Regions from separate parts of the Mus musculus genome. Here region 2 is linked to region 1. The links are chromatin contacts, found by POLR2A ChIA-PET in ENCODE. All regions are on one chromosome and are shown on one strand. The core of a region is the stretch at or near the end of the contact, and the rest is flanking DNA. Distances in the headings are between cores, read along the strand shown. Region 1 holds the start of Esrra (estrogen related receptor, alpha). Region 2 holds the start of Macrod1 (mono-ADP ribosylhydrolase 1).

Region 1 (6,583 bases), core at 3,033-5,532:
GTGCCCTGCCTCGGGCTCCTCGGGGTCGCCGCCGACCCAACCCATCCAAAAAGCCTTCCAGACCCCGGGGTCCTGGGCGACTCCGAGACAAGGCCGTGCCGGTGTAGGGGCAGGATCTCTGGACCCGGATCCCACGCCAGGGCTTTCGCTCTTGCTGATGCTCAGGCATGCTTGGCTTATTTGACCAAAGAGCCGTCCCTCTTTTGTTCCACGTGGTTGCAACCCTGACAGGAGTCCAGTGGTTGCCAAATGCCACCGCTCTTCCCTGGCTGGTTCTTCACATCCAATCATTTCCAAAGCCCACCATCCAAGGCTTTCTGCCTCGCTCCCCTGCCGGTTTTGACCCTCACACCTCACAACTGTGCCTCAAAACCTGCACCAATAAAACAAAAACTCTGCACTACCGAGTGCATGCTCCTGGGTCCCAAGTGGGTGTGCGAGTGCTTTTCTCGCGCCACCATGGGCTTATATCAGGCCCACTGCCGTCCTTGGGCCCCCACACCGGACAAGTCATGCTCTTTTGGTTAAGTTCAGGTATTCAGACTCTTGTCTCTGCCTGGAGGAGACCCGGACTCGAAACTGGACTGGGTACTTCCAGTCTTGGCATTGATATTGGGGGTGGGAGCAACTTAGAGTCTTGATGCAATCTGCAGTTTGAAGTCTCCTCCCGCGAGACCACTATAACCATCCGGGAGGAGACTGCCCCTCCCCCTTCCTGGAGCGTGACCCCCCTCCCTTCTCGATTGAGCCCTGTGGATACTGGTCCGTTGGTGCAGGACGATGGAGGAAAGCGTCAAAGTAAGAAGTCTGCCCGAGTTCCCCAAGCCCAGACGAACCTTAGTACTCCTTCAGGTCTTTAGAGTAACCTGCCATTCAGCCTGGGGGCTTGGCAGCTCTCCTAGAGTCCCCAATCCCAGTCCAGTCTCCCTGCTCCCTCCAGCTCCCTGAATTCCTTGGCTACCTTACCTGTGTGTGACCCGCAGCCGGTGCCCAAACACGCAAACCATCGCCGCAGCTCGGTCAGATCCAGCCTGTACGGAGATGTTCGTGACCTATGGAGCACGGCCACGATGTCCACAGCGAATGTGTCGGTATCCGACGTCTGCGAGGACTTCGACGAAGAGGGCAAATCTGTAAGAAACAGGATTCGCAAGTACAGCCAGACCATTTCTATTAGGGACAGCCTCAACCTCGAGCCAGAGGAGATCCAGCAGCAAGCACGTCGAGAGCTTGAACTGTGCCATGGCAGGTCCTTGGAGCATGGGGAGGACCACGAAGAATCTGAGACCTCCTTAGGTCAGTATAGCCTCGCCGAGGCGATGGGTGTGCCATAAGGGTGGGGCTAGCCCGGGTCTTAAAGTGCCTTCCTGCAAAATGGGGGTAAGCCCATAGAAACCCAAGTTTCTAGGATTTCTTAGGAGAGGGCTCAGGCGAGAACCGTTCACGCTTTAACTCAGACATTCTCTGAGCTCCCCCTACCGGGCAGGCGTCCTACTACGAGGAACCCGGGAAACGCACAGGCAAGCAGGTCAATGAAGACCTAGTCAGTTTTTTGTTTGTTTTTTTTGTTTTGTTTTGTTTTGTTTTGCTTTTTATCTTAATGTGGTGCTGGGGGTCGAACCGAGTACATCACTCTTGGTAGGAAAATTCTTTACCACTAAGCATATTTCGAGCCCTCCCTCACCTGTGCGTTTAATTTCATCACTGCACCAGCTGAAAGGACAGAATTCCTTCCCTGGCTGGGATCTGGCTGTTTGGAAGTCTCTCTTTTGGTCAATAGTTACTTTATTGTTGCTTTGTATTTCTTTTTGGAATGAGAGTCTCACTGTATAGCCCAAGATGACCTTGGATCTTGGTATCTTCCTGAGTGTTGGGGTTACACACAGTATGCCAAGCACTGTTTGAGATGTGTATGTGTCCATCCTCTGTCCCGTCCGTTTCCACCTTCATCAAGCAATGAGTACTGATAAGAACCCAGTATTCAGGAAGCTGTGAATTCAAAGCTAGCCCGGTCTAGATACCAAGTTCCAGGATAGTTAGGTCCACACTGTGGGAACATGTCTAAACAAACAAGAGTGATACAGATATAACAATTGATTTATATTAAACTTGTTACATAAGCATAGGACTTCTTGTACTGTGACCTTTGCATGGCACAACTGCCATAAGAGACTGTTCTGGACTGAGGAACATAGCTTACTGGTAGAGTTCTTTCGTAGTTTATACAATGCCCTGCATTCAGTTCCCAACAATACACTTTCAGAGGGCACACAATTCTCACAAGAGGGAATTCCTATGAATGACTCCAAGTCTCACACAGCGGGACAGTTGGTTCTGGATCTCAGCCGGGTGGGATTCTAAAGCCTAGGGCTGAAACCAGTGTCCCCTATGACCTTTGATGCAGGGTGTAGCTGCAGCTATTCCCTGAACCCCACTCCCACCATGACCCAGGAGCCTGACCAAGACCGATTTCTCTCTTCATTTCTCCAGCATCGTCTACTTCAGAATCACTAATATTCAGCCTATGGAAGCCACATCGAACCTACTGGACAGAGCAGCAGAACAGGGTTGGAGGATACTACTGGGGAGACTACTGGGGTTGAGTAGTGGGCAGCAGCAGATGGGCAGGTTTCAGGAAAGTGGGGCAGGCAAGCTGGGGAGGTCATGTGGGGACCACTTCAGCTTTCCATGGAACTGGTTGAGTCTCTTGTTGCTTTTCCAGCTGCCTCTGCCTCTGATGGAGCTCATGGAGACTGAAGTTCTGGATATTCTCAAAAAAGCCCTCATCAGTGAGCACTCCACCCCCACCCCCACCCCAGCTTCCACAAAAGATCCTGGTGGCTTTGGCAGGGCTTGGGGCTGTGGAGTTTCAGGATATGTAGTCTTGTCAGATCCCCTTAGCACTCACAAGGATGCCCTAAAAATTAAAAGTCAAGAGAGTAGGCACAGGCCGACTCAATGGAGTGAGTGACTCAGAGGACTTAAAATAAGCCCCTTTCTAGCAAGTCTGTTTTCTCTGCTTGTTCAGTGGAGTGACAGCCTTTGGGTAGCTTTGCTTCACTCCCAGGTGTGGGAGCTGTGACACATCGGGATTTTTTTTGGGTAAATGTACTGGATATTGGATTATCTGCGTAACCTTCTGCTCATGGTATATGAGCACATAGAGGGAAGAAAGGGCCAGATAACTAGTTAGAGTGAGCGGCTCAGGAGGAGGTTGGGTCTCACTGCCTCTGTTCAGGCTTGCAGCAACTTCTTCAGCCTTCTTCCCCTCCATTCTTCACATCGCACCTAGGAGACCCAAAATTCCCCAAACTAACACAGATCCAAATCCAGCACTAAATGCCACCTCAAATCACCTGTGGTTCCTCAAATGGGGGAAGCCCTTTGCTGCTGTTCATGGCCCTGAGCTCAGCTCTTCCCTCTCCCTAGCATATAGGTCCACGATTGGCAGGAACCACTTCATGACTAAAGAGCTGCAGGGATACATCGAAGGGATCAGGAAGCGCAGGAACAAGAGGCTGTACTTTTTGGATCAGTGAACCTCCAGCTCAAGTGGCCGACGAGACGTCCGCTCCGTGTCCTTTCCGGTCCCTCGAACCCAAGCTCAACCTCATCTGCATGGAATTTGAATCCTAGAGAAATTAAAGAGTCTATGCATGGTCCCAGAGTCAGTGCGTGGCTGCTTGCGTGAGGCGGACGCACGTGGCCCCGCCTTTCCCCGTGACCTTCATTCGGTCACCGCAGTGACCTTGAGTTTTGTCCGCTCGTGTCTCACCTCTGCCTTTGAGGAACTCGCAAACCAGGGCTACTTGCATGTTTTAGGTCTGCTTCTCCACTTGAGGGTCCTCAGGGGTGCTGATCTACCAAATCTGTCAAGTGTCCCATCAACATAATGGGGTGGGGTGGGGAGCAGCACCCTGTTAGGCCCCACCCCTTATGCATATGCAGTTACATAAACCCGCCTTTCATTTACATACACGTTCAACGCCCTCACAGAGTGAGTTCACTGAACAGCTACGCCCACTCTTATAAGGCAGAGCACCGCCCTCCTTCGTGATGCAAGGGTGCTCCGGCTTCTCTCCCGCACCAGTTCCTAGTCTTCGCTCCTCCCCTAGGTTCAGGCCCCGCCCACAGGAGGCCGCGCACGCGTGTGTATCGACAAGGCCTGCCCGCTGTCCTCCGGGTACGCAGGCGCCGCCGCCTCCCTCGGATATTAGCATAGGGCACCTGGCCCCACCCCCTGTTTTGCATGCGCAGGCCGGCCCCGCCTCCGCTGTCAGCTGGAGGAAGCGGAGTAGGAAGCAGCCGCGATGTCCTTTTGTGTCCTACAAGCAGCCAGCGGCGCCGCCGAGTGAGGGGGGACGCAGCGCGGCGGGGCGGTGCGGCCGGAGGAGGCGGCCCCCGCTCACCCCGGCGCTCCGGGCCGCTCGGCCCCCATGCCTGCCCGCCAGCCCTGCCGGAGCCCAAGGTCCGGGGGCGGAGGGGAAGGCGGCCGCGGGGGTGGGCGGGCGCGGCGGGGGCCATGTGCAAGCGCGGGCGGGGGGCGGGCTGCGGGCGGGGTCGCGCCTGGTGCGTCGGCCGGGTCAGGACTGGCTTCAGGTCCTGGCCTCCAGTTAGCCTCGGGCCTTGGAGCGAGTCCCCGGGCAGCGTTCAGATCGATCCTTGAGCATTGCGGGAGTCCTCGGGGTGGGCTGGAATTGAAAGGGTCCCTTGAGGCCACGTGGGGGCGCTTGCAGGGGCTTTGGGCCACCCTCCTCTCTGGGTCATAGGTCATCGTAGCGCGAGGGAGAACTTCTTCCTTGTCGCCTCTTCTTACTTCCTGATAACCTGATAGAAGTCCCCCGCGGGCAATGGGGGGAGGGGAGATTAGTAACTTCAGGCAACTTCCCATAGGTGTGCGCAGGTTAATGGGGGGTGGGGGGCGGCCCTGGAGGTCGCGAGAGGTGGTGAACTCTGCGGTAGCTGGAGTGTAAGAATGAACCTTGCAGGTTTGGGGTGCAAAAGAGGTGGAGCCGCGCCCTGCACGGCGTGGCTGGACTGGGCTTGCTAAAGCTGGAGGGGGTGGCGTGTCAGAGGTGAGAGACTCCCTTACAAGAGTGTGGTGAGGGATTAGAAGACTTGAGTGTGAGTTTGCTTATTGAGTGTGCTCTTTTGCTGGGAGTATGTGAGAACTTGGGACTGGTTAAAGGCCATGTGTGAGTGGAAGGTTCCCAGGAGAGTGTGAGCATGTGTGGACATGTGGAAACTCCTGAGAGAGTGGCCATATCCTTTGCCTCCGCCCCCCTTGGCCCCCCTTAGCCCCCTCCCGGTTCCTCAGTATGCTCTTGAATACTTGAGAGTACCTCCTGGAGTACATCTGGAGAAAACTGAGGAGAGGATCATGCTTATGCTCGGGGTTGAGAGTTGCCTGCAGGTTGAGGTTAGCCTGCTTCCTGGCTTGGGTGGGAGCTAGACTTGCCAAGCCGCTCCCAGGTTCCCAAGAGGAAGACCTGCTGTCAGTTACTGGCCTCAGAGGCTCTGGAGACTCTGTTCCCATGGCGACAGCTGGGGGCCCTCTTCATGGGCAGCCCTTCCTTGGACTCTGCCTCCTCCTTCTCCTTGGCTGAGCCTGGAAGCCTGGCTTAGTCCCAGTGTTGCCCAACCTATGTGGCAGGGTGCCTCCCTGTGACCCTGATGGTCTTTCCCTGCAGGTGACCAGCACCATGTCCAGCCAGGTGGTGGGCATCGAGCCTCTCTACATCAAGGCAGAGCCAGCCAGTCCTGACAGTCCAAAGGGTTCCTCAGAGACTGAGACTGAACCCCCGGTGACCCTGGCCTCTGGTCCAGCTCCAGCCCGCTGCCTTCCAGGGCACAAGGAGGAGGAGGATGGGGAGGGGGCAGGGTCTGGTGAGCAGGGCAGTGGGAAGCTAGTGCTCAGCTCTCTACCCAAACGCCTCTGCCTGGTCTGTGGGGATGTGGCCTCTGGCTACCACTACGGTGTGGCATCCTGTGAGGCCTGCAAAGCCTTCTTCAAGAGGACCATCCAGGGTGAGCCCCTACCCCCACCCCCTGCTTCTGTGCCCTTTGCCCTGTACCCTTTGGGCCTGGCACTAATTGGTACAGTGCTGCATGCAGGAGGCCCTGAGCCTGTCTGTTGCTGCTTGAGTCAGCAATATGAAGTTTGAATTTCCTTGTTCTTCCTGGGACATCATTTTATTTAAGGGCTATAGCTGAGGTTAGTAGAATGCTTGCCTAGTTTACAGGAGGCTCTAGGTTCTGTCCTTAGCACCATATAAGTCAGGTGTGGTGTTGGGTACCTAAAATCTCAGCACTTTGGAATGGAACTAGGAGCATCAGAGATTCAAGGTCATCATTGACTACATAGTAAGCTGAAGGACAACTTGGGCTCTGTGAAAGCCTGCTCCCTCCCCTCAAAAGGGTGGGGTGAAGCTGGGCAGTGGTGGCTCATACCTTTAATCCTTGCACTGGTGAGGCAGAGGCAGGTGGATCTGTGAGTTTGAGGCCAGCCTGGTCTACAGAGTGAGTTCCAGGACAGTCAAGGCTACACAAACTCTGTCTTGAAGGAAAAAAAAAAGTAGAAGAA
Region 2 (6,583 bases), core at 1,264-3,763, 130 kb before region 1:
GGGCTATAGAGGAGAACTTTGATTATTGTTTGGTTTTTAGATACAGGGTCTCACTGTGTAGCCCTGGCTGGCCTAGAACTCACTTTGTAGACCAGAACAACCTGGAGTTTACAGAGATCTGCCTGCCTCTCCCAAGCGAGTGCGGGGATTTTAAGCTTGTGGTACCAACCCTTCTCTCTCTCTCTCTCTCTCTCTCTCTCTCTCTCTCTCCAAAAAACAAACTCTCTGAGGAGATCTCTGAGTTTGAGGTCAGCCTGGTCTGCTCTACATAACAAGGTCCAGGACATCCAGGACTATATAGAGACTCTCTCTCAAATAAACAAACAAACAAACAAATAAAAGGAAAATTTAGACCAGACCACCCCACATTTCCATGCCCAGAGCCTTCTGCCCCAGGTCACGGAGGCTTGGAGTGCCCACTTCCACACACTAGGTAACTGAAACCCGAAAGGCCTGCCTTGTCTCACCACTCAGCCCCTGTCACCACTGCCTTTGGGACTGCGTTTGGTCACAATGGGACCACCTCCTCCAAATCTAGCCCTATCTCCAGAACCTGGAATGCCCTTCCCCAGCTGGTTGCTTTACTTCAGGTCCCTAATGGGCCACCTGACCTTCCCAGCTCTTCATAGTGCACAGAGGACTATGTCGCCATAGTGTTTCTCCACTAGACAGACTCTTGCCTGGCCACTCACTGTTGAATCCTACAGCGCTGGTACCAATAGGGCGTGAGGTAAAAGTTTACTGAATGAGGGCCAAGGAGATAGACGGGTTAGTGGGTGGGTAAACGGAATTTGATCCCCAGAACCCATGCAAAGGCCTAAAAGCTAGCCGCAGCACACTGGCATCTCTAATCCCATTAAGCCCGGCGGAAATGGCAAGCGGAGATCAGACTCTCCAGAGGCTCAAGGACCAGCGCCCCTGACTCCCCGCTTGGCACAGAAAGGAAGAAAATAGCGTCTGTCCAGCAGCTGAGGAACCTCAGGTCCCATCAGCTTTCCCAGGTTAGGCTGGTTTTCAGGGTCACCAAGGAAAAGGGAGCTACGGGGAGAAGGGCTGGAATGTAGAAATAGACGCAGACGGTACACTACGTGTGGTACTGCCCCAACTCTCCTCCTCTCCCTGGGTTGCTGCTCTCCATGGGTAAGCAGGACTCTAAGGAAGAACACTAACTCCCTCTGCTGGAATTCTGGACGAGCCCCGCAACTCCCGGCCAAGGTTGAGGGAGTGGCAAGTTCTGATTGCTCCCAAAGAAGACTGTCAAGTGCTTTAGGATCCTGGGCAGACTTGCAACAAGGGAGAGCTCTCTTTTCTAAAAAGGAACCAATCTGAGGTTACCTTCAACCCCGCTTGACCCAGCCCCCATGGTCACGCCCACTAGCAGCCCAGCCAATGGCCTTAGCCGCTCATTGGGAGGAGGATCGGCCCGGAATAATAAGGGAAGCACTGGCGCTGAAAGGCAGGGGCAGCTGGACTGCCACTCAGGGCTATTTGGGGCTCTGCACTTTGCATTCCAGTTAGCGACTAGGTCGTCCGGGACCCGTGGCCCCTTCCTGGCATGCCCGTCCAGGAGGAGAAATACTTTCATTCTTGAGGGAGTCAGTGATTCTCACAAGCCCACGCCCGATGTCAGCCTGCTCTCCAAGTTCTATGATCCCAGTCCCTCAAGAAGGAGCAAAGTGCTGGCAAGGGGCCAGAAGCCAGCAGGAGGGCAAAACGGGCACCTACCATACTCCCAGAGAGGCCCCCGAGCTGCCATTCTTGGGGCTACCTGACCCTACCTGATAGGCCAAGCTTCTACACTTTGCCTTTGCACACTCCCAGCCTGACCTTGGGGAAGTGAACTCTGGCCCTAAGCCTCAGTTTCCCTCCTGTGCATGCATGGAGGAAGGTGGCAGATCCCAGAGGATCTGGGGGTGTGGGGGGTGTGGACTACCTGGGACCATTGCTGAGGTAAGGCCGCCTTCCCCACTCGTTTAGTCAAGGGGTAACCTGGTGTAGGAGCTGGGTATGGATGTGGGCTAAAGGGGTTCCCGAGTGTCTCAGTTGCTCGTGGAGTGCCTTTCGGCCGGGGAGACCCACGCCCTGCGCTCACACTTACATTTGGCCTCCTTCCAGTCGGTGGAGGTGCTCAGGTCCACCTTCGCGGCCATGGCCAGGGGGGCCCAGGTGCGCACCCAGGCTCCACGCCCCGCCGCCCCCCACGCCCCAACTCCCGCCGAGAGCCACGCGCAGTAGCCGTGCTCGCCCAGTGCCACCAGGGGACCGCACGCACTGCCACGGGGCCGCGGGCCACCCGCCGAGCGGCCGGGCCAGGGGCGCAGGGAGACCAGCAGCTGCCCCGCCGCGCGCAGCTGTGCCAGGCGGCCGGACACTTGGCTCTGCAGCGACATGAGCAGGCGGTGCCGGGCGGCTCCCCGCCCACTCGGACTCTATTTACGGTGCTCCGGAGAGTCGCGCTCGGTCCCTTATTTACTCTGGGACGAGAGTGGCGCGTGCCAGCCCGTGGCGACCTGCTTAGAGACCGCGGGCGGCGCGCCGCTGGGCACCCTGGAACTTGTAGTTCCGTCCCGGCCCACTGCGCTCACGCACTGGTAGCACACACGTGCGCACCCAGCCTGTCTGTGTCCTCCCGAGTGTGGCTGCAGCCAACCTTCCGAAGCTCGGTGATTCGACAAGGCACTCCGTGCGTGGGTTTTCCCGCCAAGTCGGCTTCTAGTTCTTTCCGCCTAGTTGCCGTGGCTCATAAGTAAACTCGGTCCTATCGCGTGTTTTGTAGGCATAGAGAGACCTGGACTTGTGTTGGTGCCTCCGCATCACCCAGCTCTGCTTCTGATCCACAGCAGCTGCACGTTCCAGCCTGCCAAGGTGGGGCGGGGGTGATAGGTGCCGCGGACCTATGTGTTAGGGTGGGGCAACTTTTCTGAAGAGCTCGACCTCCCTTAAGCTCCAAGAGCCAAGCAGCGCCGACTGAATTCCACAGCAGCTCACAAGACATTAGTGAGATTTGACAGGAAGAAACCTAGGTGTCAAATAGGCATGGTAAGGCATACTTACAATCCAGCATTCCAGAGGGTGAGGGCGGAGGATCTTAGGAAAGTTTAGGATCAGCCTGACTTACAAGGCAGCCACATAGCAAGACCCTGTCTCAGTCAATAGGTCAGTCTAACAATCAATATAAAAAAGAGCCGGGCAGTGGTGGCGTATGCCTTTAATCCCAGCACTTGGGAGGCAGAGGCAAGCTGATTTCTGAGTTCGAGGCTAGCCTGGTCTACAGAGAGTTCCAGACAGCCAGAGCTACACAGAGAAACCCTGTCTTCAAAAACCAAAAACCAAAAAAAAAAAGGAGAAAAGGAGAGAGAATATGGATCTATAAATGTGGGTGTATAGAAACACTAGAGTAGTGACCTAAGAAGGATAATTTTTTTCTTCTTTATTTTTCTCCTTTTCTTTTGTTGTTGTTGTTGTTGTTGTTGTTGTTTTTTTTTTTTCTTCTCGAGACAGAGTTTCTCTTTGTAGCCCTGGCTGTCCTGGAACTCACTCTGCAGACCAGGCTGGCCTCAAACTCAGAAATCTGCTTGCCTCTGCCTCCCAAGTGCTGGGATTAAAGGCGTGCGCCACCACTGCCCGGCTAATTTTTTTTTTCCTCATATTCCATAATGACATATGCCTGTAACCTGTTCCCGGTTAGCCACTACTTCATATTCAGTTCCACACCAGCCTGGCCTACCTGAGAGCTGGTTGTCAGAGCTACCCAGTGAGACTCTACATTTTTATTTAAAAAGAAAGCGGGGGTGGGGGAGGGATTTAAATCCCGGGGCTGGAGAGATGACTCAGCAGTTAAGATCCCTGACTGCTGTTCCAGAGGACCAGAATTCTATTTCCAGCCCTCACATGGTGGCTCAAAAATCTTCTGTAACTCCAGTTCCAAGGGATGCCACGCCCTCTTCTGGCCTTGCATGGAGTAGTGCACAGCCACACAGGCTGGAAAACACCCAAACACATTAAAAAAAATTTTAGAAATTGTTACTGTGAACCTTAATATCTGAGCCATCTCTCCAGGCCTTGCTCCCTAAACTTTACAAATAAAGATTTAGTTCCTGGGAAACAAAACAAAAAGGAGAGAGAGCAAAGCGAACGACCCTCCTATTGAAACCTCACCACCAACCTGGCAACGTAAACAATGCAGATTTCTCAGCTTATTTCTGAGACAAGAATCTGACGTGAGTCACCAGAATTGCATGCCTCTGGCTTCATCCCTTCCTGGAAGCTCTAAGGGAGCTTGTCCCAGGATTTTCCAGAGGTCACGGGCCCTTCCTGTAGATCCTCCAGCAGCCTGGCAGTGAGCCCAGGCTGCTCCTGTCTTTCATGTGGTGTGGACCATGCTCTCTGGTTCTCCATCTACCATTTCCCAGGCTGTGGTTACGCCGGGCCCCGTCAGCATCCAGGAGACAGTCAGTACTTGCCCACAATCAGCTGGTTTATAGCCGCCGTTTCCCTTTGCCAGAGGCCATCTTCACAGGTTCCAGAGTTTAGGATGTGGATGGCTTGAAGGGTTTTCACTTTGCCCTCCATCCTTCCAGCCAACGACTTAGTAGGGGACTCTAGGAAAAGGCAAGGTTCCACCGAAAAGTCATCTTGGGTCCTGAGAAGGCTGCCTTCTCCTTAGTGCCTGAACTTTATGTCCTTGAGTTTAGCTCCTGGAGCTCTGGATAAGTAGAAGCCCCGCCACCCAGTGCACCTTAGTTACAGCCTCACTTTTTTTTTTCCTTAAGCGAAAATAGATTTTGTTTTTTAGTTGGATGTGGTGGCACATCTTTTAATCCCAGCACTCTGAAGGCAGAGGCAGGGAGACCAGTTCCAGCTTGATCTACAGAGCAAGTCCATGAGTCCAGGACAGCCAGGGCTACACAGATAACCCTGTCTTGAAAAACAACAACAACAACAAGATATTTTTCATACAATATATTCTTTTTGTTTTGTTTTTTTGAGACAGGGTTTCTCTGTGTAACCCTGGCTGTCCTGGAACTCACTCTGTAGACCAGGCTGGCCTCGAACTCAGAAATCTGCCTGCCTCTGCCTCCGGAGTGCTGGGACTAAAGGCATGCGCCACCACGCCCAGCTCATACAATATACTCTTACTACATTTCCCTTTCTCCAACTCCTCCCAGATCCTCCCTGACTCTCCACACATCCACACATCCATACCCACACCCGTTCTCTCTCTCTCTCTCTCATTAGAATACAATCAGGCATCTAAAAAAGTAATAAAATAAAACCAAACAAACTAGACTAGAGACAAGCAAACAAATGACCAGGAGAAAAAGAGCCAAAGAAAACACACAAGAAGCACGTATAGATGCAGAGATGCACACATTCGCGCACACAGAGATCCCATAAAACCCCTGAGGGGGGTCTGTAAGGAAGAAAGAGAAAGTTAATGCTGAGACAAAGCATTATGGGACAAAAGACATCCAAAAGTGCCACTGAGTTTGTGACAGTCTATTGTGGAGCCCTACCAGTGGCTTGTAACGAGACTCCATTGGAGAAAATGAATCTTTCCTTTACAAGTAGTTGTGTGCTGGAGATAGCATCTAGGTTGGGGGTTGGGGACTTGCATCCATTTCCCCTCAGTGCTGGGATTCCATCTGGCGCAGAGTCATGCAGGCCCTGGGCATACTACAGCCTCTGTTGACCATGCCAGCTCAGTCAACCAGGTCTCAAGGGAGGGAGGGAGTATTGAAAAGAAAAAGGCTGGGCCGGAGAGATGGCTCAGTGGTTAAGAGCACTGACTGCTCTTCCCAGAGGTCCTGAGTTCAAGTCCCAGCAACCATGTGGTGGCTCACAACCATCCGTAATGAGATCTGATGCCCTCTTCTGGTGTGTCTGAAAACAGCTACAGTGTACTCATATAAAAATAAATAGTAAATAAATATTGAAAAGAAAAGAAAAGAAAAAGACAATTAGACAACACTATAACATGATTTCAGCTGAGGCTAAAACGTGTTTATTTTTCTCCAGTCTGCTTTTATACCATCTAAGTGCACTCAAAAAAATGAGGTCAGTTCTAGGTCACGGAACAAGGCAATAAGCAAAAAGTCAAGGCAATGAACAAAGTCCTGTGATCACTGTTTCTAGTGGCTTATCAGAATGATCAAGATTAACTGAGTCTACTTCCCTGTCCTAGCCCAAAGTCAAATTCATGTCAAGTTTCTAGAAGCGGCCCCCAAAGCTCTCCATGCTCTGTGAGCTCATGTGTGCCTGTACTGCTGTGTTCAGAAGGCCTGATTTCCTTGGTGTCCCCATCTACTCTGAGTCGTACACTCTTTCTGCCTCCTCTTTCACAAGGTTCCCTGATCCCTGAGGGAGGGATTTGATGGAGACACCCCACTTAGGACTGAGTGTTCCATGGTCTCTTACTCATTGCATATTGTCCAGCTGTGGGTCTCTGGTTTTGATCCCATCTACTACAGGAGGAAGTTTCTCTGATGATGGCTGAGCCAAATACCCACCTATTAGTATAGCAGAATGTTGTGAGGAGTCGTGTTATTGCTAAATTCCTTTAGAAGAACAGTCGTGTTGAGAT

What was found. ChIA-PET counts read pairs that join two places held with the same protein, here RNA polymerase II (POLR2A).
Region 2: POLR2A ChIA-PET joins it to region 1 with 12 read pairs in Patski. The contact joins the promoter of Macrod1 here to the promoter of Esrra in region 1. POLR2A ChIA-PET finds 5 or more read pairs at or near these places in 2 of 5 experiments (Patski and embryonic stem cell).

The regions. Positions count from the first base shown.
Region 1 is chr19:6,919,507-6,926,089 of GRCm38, reverse strand. It overlaps Esrra (estrogen related receptor, alpha), which reads left to right and starts at 4,282. Exons shown (of 7, transcript NM_007953.2): 1 at 4,282-4,468; 2 at 5,691-6,027. The coding sequence starts at 5,703. Catsperz (cation channel sperm associated auxiliary subunit zeta) reads left to right here and starts at 710. Exons shown (of 5, transcript NM_001039494.2): 1 at 710-798; 2 at 984-1,296; 3 at 2,491-2,567; 4 at 2,723-2,789; 5 at 3,430-3,664. The coding sequence starts at 781. The coding sequence ends at 3,539. It overlaps Kcnk4 (potassium channel, subfamily K, member 4), which reads left to right. Exons shown (of 7, transcript NM_008431.3): 7 at 1-428. The coding sequence ends at 107.
Region 2 is chr19:7,052,698-7,059,280 of GRCm38, reverse strand. It overlaps Macrod1 (mono-ADP ribosylhydrolase 1), which reads right to left and starts at 2,513. Exons shown (of 11, transcript NM_134147.4): 1 at 2,099-2,513. The coding sequence starts at 2,390.